Linked DNA regions of Homo sapiens: region 2 is linked to region 1. Evidence: chromatin loops called from intact Hi-C (ENCODE). Cell type or tissue: upper lobe of right lung. All regions are shown on one strand. Links, peaks and the distances in the headings refer to the core of each region. The heading gives the core; the rest is flanking DNA. Region 1 overlaps KRT27 (keratin 27). Region 2 overlaps SMARCE1 (SWI/SNF related BAF chromatin remodeling complex subunit E1).

Region 1 (2,812 bases), core at 132-2,631:
TCTTAAATATTTCCTCAATCTTAACTAACTTTTCATTTGTCAGATAATTTCTGCAACTACCAGTAATGCCCATGTTGTCCTGCAAAATGATAATGCAAGACTAACAGCTGATGACTTCAGACTAAAGTAAGTAGAGCTGAAGATAAATGGGAAAAAAAAGTTGTCTAAGCATTTTTTCTCCTTTATTCTTCTAAGTTATTTGACGTTGTCTCAAGCCTTTGTTCTTGTTTATTCATGTATTTGTTTTAAACAAAATGCCTGTTAGAATGAGTAACTAGCTGAGCAACAAATTTTACTTGGGAAATTTCGGGACTAACAAAAACGAGTGTCAAAGTCATATGAGAAAGAATTTTGGCTATTCCCATTCTCTTGCTTCAATGAAATGTATTTATTGCATGATAGATGACCTAACTGAAATGTGTTTTTTTAATTAATTAATTTATTTATTTATTTATTTATTTTTTGGAGACGGAGTCTCGCTCTGTCGCCCAGGCTGGAGTGCAGTGGCGCAATCTCGGCTCACTGCAAGCTCCGCCTCCTAGGTTCACGCCATTCTCCCGCCTCAGCCTCCCGAGTAGCTGGGACTACAGGCGCCCACCACTGCGCCCGGCTAATTTTTTGTATTTTTTAATAGAGACGGGGTTTCACCGTGATCTCGATCTCCTGACCTCGTGATCCGCCCGCCTCTGCCTCCCAAAGTGCTGGGATTACAGGCGTGAGCCACCGCGCCCGGCCTGAAGTTTTAAGTATTATCTTAGTAGTTTTACCTCAAAGCTTAGTCTGAGTTGTATGATGATCTAAAAAGTGATGTGCCATGTCTAATGACTAATGATGAAACTTCCAAATACTTTTCTAAGGTTTGAAAACGAGCTAGCGCTTCACCAGAGCGTGGAGGCGGACATCAATGGTTTGCGAAGAGTCCTGGATGAGCTGACCTTGTGCAGAACGGACCTGGAGATCCAGCTGGAAACTCTCAGTGAGGAGCTCGCTTACCTCAAGAAGAATCATGAGGAGGTAGAAGCTCCACCCGGCTGGCTCTCACAATCGCCTCCCTACCAAATTTTAAAACTAATTTCAGATGATAAATATAATGTCTTAAATTAACATTCAAGAAGGAACCTGTCAGTTTCTCCATAAGGCTTAGATTGTTTGAGACGCTTCTATTCATTCTTCTCAAAAGAAACAAACCTCCCAAAAAGTTTCTAACCCTATAGATCTTGTCCATCTGACTCCTTTAAAAATATTCAGGCCAGAAGCGGTGGCTCATGCCTATAATCCCAACACTGTAGGAGACCCAGAATGGAGGATCGCTTGAGGCCAGGATTTCGAGGCTGCAGTGAGTCATAATTGCACCACTGCATTTCAGCCTAGGCATCAGAGCGAGACCCTAACTCAAAAAGTGCAATAAATAAAATATTCAGATCCTAATTCCGTTAAACAAATATCTTTCAGGAAATGAAAGCTCTTCAGTGCGCGGCTGGAGGCAACGTGAACGTGGAGATGAACGCGGCCCCCGGGGTAGACCTCACGGTTCTGCTGAACAATATGCGAGCTGAGTACGAAGCCCTCGCAGAGCAGAACCGCAGGGACGCGGAGGCCTGGTTCAACGAAAAGGTAAAACCACGCTTGGGTGCGCCCGGGCGCGGACTCAGCCCCAGCGCCCTAACGCGGCCCCTGCCGTTCCAGAGCGCCTCGCTGCAGCAGCAGATCTCTGACGACGCTGGCGCCACCACCTCAGCCCGGAATGAGCTTATCGAGATGAAACGCACTCTTCAAACCCTTGAGATTGAACTTCAGTCCCTCTTAGCAACGGTAAGCGAAAAGTTACAAAACAGATTTGCTTTAGAAATTGAGAAAAAAATAATCGAAGAGAATTTTCTTCCAACATAATTACATATTTTAGTTTTTAACCATTAATTACAGTGCTTGACATAAGACATATTTGCATTTTGCACATGACAATCCTCTTTGCCTACAAAGTATAGCTGGATGCCAATAATTATGAAATATTAGAAATTAGCAAATACAGTCAAGATACTGGAAAAAGAAAATCGTTTTGACTTTGAATCTTCTATCATAAGTCAAAATATCAAAAACCACTCATATGTGGAGGCTAAAAAAGTTGATCTCAGAAGTAGAGAGTGGGATAAGTGCTTACTAGAGCCTGGGAAGGGGATGGGGGGATAGGAAGAGGTTGGTTAAAGGATACAAAATTACAGAGAAATAGGGAGAATCAGTTCAAGTGTTCTATAGTACTGTAGAATGACTACAGTTAAGAATAATTTATTCTATAATTTCTAATAGTTCAAGGAGAGGATTTTGAATGTTCCCAACACACACAAAAAAGATAAATGTTTGGGACCATGGATATGCTAACTGCCCTGATTCTATCACTACACATTGTGTGTTTTGAAATATAATTATGGAACCCCATAAATATATACAATTCTTATGTGTCCATTTAAAAAAAAAGAAAAAAAATCCTACTGCTTAAAGAGAGCAAAAATACATTTGCACCACTCCTAGCTTCATCTAGCATTCCTTTTGGCCACTCAATTAAGAGCACTTACAAGTTCCTTTGTAAGTGGCATAGACAGAGGAAAAGTCGAGGCATGAAGGCTGACTATAAAACTAAACATGTGTAATGATAATCATAACTGCTTTCATTAAGGGTTTGCCCAGCACTTCCGCCCACATGTGAGTCCACAACAACCCCGGGGCATGGGCAGGGCAGACGTTATAACTCATGTCATTATTTCCAAAAGAGGACTCTGAGATTCGAAGAAGTTAAGCAATTCCCACAGTCCCACAG
Region 2 (2,812 bases), core at 289-2,788, 150 kb after region 1:
AACTGTATCTTACCCAGTAGTTTTAATTTCAGAAGTTTATTTCCTAAAGAAATTACTCAAAAGGAAACAAAAGTAATTTTTTTAACTTTTTACAAAAACAACAGTTTTTAGCTGTAGTATTTATAATAATGAGAATTTTAGGAACTACTTAAGTGCCAGACAATAAGGGAGGTGCTAAACTGACATAGCAGCGCAACATAGGCCTCTGTAACAGGGTTTCCCCTGTAACAAGGTTTTCTTAAGTGTGGTTCCTCCCTGTCTGGTGGGTCACTGAGGTGATTAAGTGGTTCAGAGAGGAGCGTTTGTTTTAATATGTATTACTAAAGAGAAAGCTCTTTTTTTTTTTAAGTGAGTTAGTTTAAAGAAAAATATTAAGTAAACGATAGTACAGGCTGTTAGTAGATATATGAAAAACTATGAAGGTGATAGAGCAAAGACTGAGATTAAGGAAACACTAGATAGCTATTAAAAATAAGCCTGTAGTGTGTGTGCAGTGGCTCACACCTGTAATCCCAGCGCTTTGGGAGGCCAGGATGGGCAGATCACATGGGGTCAGGAGTTCAAGACCACCCTAGCCAACATGGTGAAATCCCATCTCTACTAAAAATACAAAAATTGGCCGGGCGTGGTGTCATGCGCCTGTAATTCCTGCTACTTGGGAGGCCGAGGCACAAGAATCACTTGAACCTGGCAGGTGGAGGTTGCAGTGAGCTGAGACTGGGCCACTGTACTCCAGCCTGGGTAACAAGAGGGAGATTCTGTCTCAAAACGAAACAGAAGCATATAAACCAGACCCATACTGTATGAACTTGGGTCATACCATTACACACTGACAACAGCTGGCTAAGTGTAAACTGACAAAAATTAAATTTGGAATCAGACATTTATTTTTCTTCTATAAAATTACTTGAGGGCCTGGGAAACTGAATATTGTTAGAGGTGATGTATTCTCTGCTGTCATAATTTTACAAATGGGCATTTTCATTCATTTTTAAAGTGCTACAAGTGACAAAGTCACTGCCCAGTTCATATGTTGTTCATTAGTTGTTAAATGCCTTAAGTTACTACCAAGAGAGTGAAACATTGGGCAGAATTTCAATTACTGCCATCACATACAGCCTTCACATTGATTCCGAAGCCAGAAGAGACATGTTGTATCTCGTTTATGTTTTAGCCAAATCCTTCTCAGACACAACATTATCACTTAAAGACTGTGAGATAAATTACTACCTTGGCCAATGAACACATTACGTCCTCTGTATGGTTTTTATCAAGTAACTGCCCCAGTGCTCCCATGACGCTGGGCAGGTCCACTTGTTAGGCCAGTGAGGGCCATAGTTCGTTGGTAATTAAGTGTTAACATTGTTACACTCCTTTTTATGGTTACTGGTGACCTGATTTCCAGAACAATTTGTTCACTCCAGATTATGATGATGGCTTTTCAATGAAGCATACAGCCACCGCCCGTTTCCAGAGAAACCACCGCCTCATCAGTGAAATTCTTAGTGAGAGTGTGGTGCCAGACGTTCGGTCAGTTGTCACAACAGCTAGAATGCAGGTCCTCAAACGGCAGGTCCAGTCCTTAATGGTTCATCAGGTAAAGTCATAAAACATTCATTTCAATAAGATGTGCCTATACCACAAATCCCAGGTGATATGATTCCTACACCATGCCTAAATCTACCTGTTAAATATGTCAATCTAACCTGTTCCTGATTTGGAGAAGAGGTTTAAGGAAGTGGACCTTTCCCAGATGTTTAATAAGTTTGTCATTAAAAACTATAATATAGAACCTTGTAATGGAAAGTATATTCGTTAAGAAATACGTGTGAACTTAAGAATTTTGAGGCATCCTATCAATCTTTACTGCTATGCTAAATATTTTTTCCCAAGGAATTGCTCAGGCCTGAAACAGTATTCTTTAACATTTACCTATTGATCATAATCATTTCTTTGTGCTGCATTTTGTATTTTTTAAATCTTAGCTAGACTCATGTGATAAATGATCTAAAGTTCAAAACATTATTTGGTACACTGTTTGAAAGTATGGACCATTAAAAAATGAGACACAATTATGAAGCCTGATCCTGTCTTGCAGCGAAAACTAGAAGCTGAACTTCTTCAAATAGAGGAACGACACCAGGAGAAGAAGAGGAAATTCCTGGAAAGCACAGATTCATTTAACAATGAACTTAAAAGGGTATCTGTTTAATATGTTAACTATACTTTTATCACTATACCTGTTACTTTATTTTTCCTCATTCTTTTTTCCAAAATAGTGTTTTTATTGAATGTTGTTCACTTTGAAACAGGGCTAACTTTATTATAAACCTGTAGGATCCTTTTTTTATAAGATTGTTCCCATTCTCTGGCAAAATTGCAATAAATTTGAAATATCATAGAGTATACACATATCTTCTAGGCCTGTAAATGCTAGAGCCCTCTGATATGTTAAACTCCCATACAGTCATTAATTACTTTCATTTTATTGTGATTTATTCATCAAATGTCGTCATTAAATGTAATTTATAATTTGCACTTTGCATTCAGACAAGGAAATCTAGTTGGTAGCCCAAAATGTAAAACGGAAGCCTTATGTATACCCCAGAACTTTCACTATTTTGCCTCACCAGCTGCTCTGGAATATCCTATATTATACAACTGCTAGAGCTGCTGTTTTTTCTTGTAGACCCAAGAGTTTCAGAGAAGACCTAGAACCACATTTTTTTGGCACACACACACACACATACAGGTGTATAGATATATATATATAGTTTATAGGCAAGAAAACCAACTTTTGAAAGAATATATC

The links. A loop is a pair of places that touch in the nucleus more often than their neighbours do. Peaks named below come from ENCODE experiments on the same cell type or tissue, not always from the same donor. Only the 100,000 strongest peaks of a DNase experiment are listed, where the experiment ranks them.
Region 2: a loop joins it to region 1, with 6 times the contacts of the local background. A loop is called at or near these places in 44 of 110 quality-filtered maps.

Annotation. Positions count from the first base shown.
Region 1 is chr17:40,778,502-40,781,313 of GRCh38, reverse strand. KRT27 (keratin 27) reads left to right here. Exons shown (of 8, transcript NM_181537.4): 2 at 44-126; 3 at 858-1,014; 4 at 1,453-1,614; 5 at 1,687-1,812. Among named protein-coding and RNA genes, the nearest start is that of KRT27, 2.6 kb to the left of the region's middle. RefSeq lists a silencer at 1,503-1,797. In upper lobe of right lung, for the core only: no CTCF peak of the experiment used is centred there; a DNase peak (open chromatin) is centred at 1,683; H3K4me3 peaks cover 797 bases; H3K27ac peaks cover 837 bases; H3K27me3 peaks cover 716 bases.
Region 2 is chr17:40,630,980-40,633,791 of GRCh38, reverse strand. It overlaps SMARCE1 (SWI/SNF related BAF chromatin remodeling complex subunit E1), which reads left to right. Exons shown (of 11, transcript NM_003079.5): 8 at 1,425-1,597; 9 at 2,099-2,200. Among named protein-coding and RNA genes, the nearest start is that of SMARCE1, 15 kb to the left of the region's middle. In upper lobe of right lung, for the core only: no CTCF peak of the experiment used is centred there; no DNase peak of the experiment used is centred there.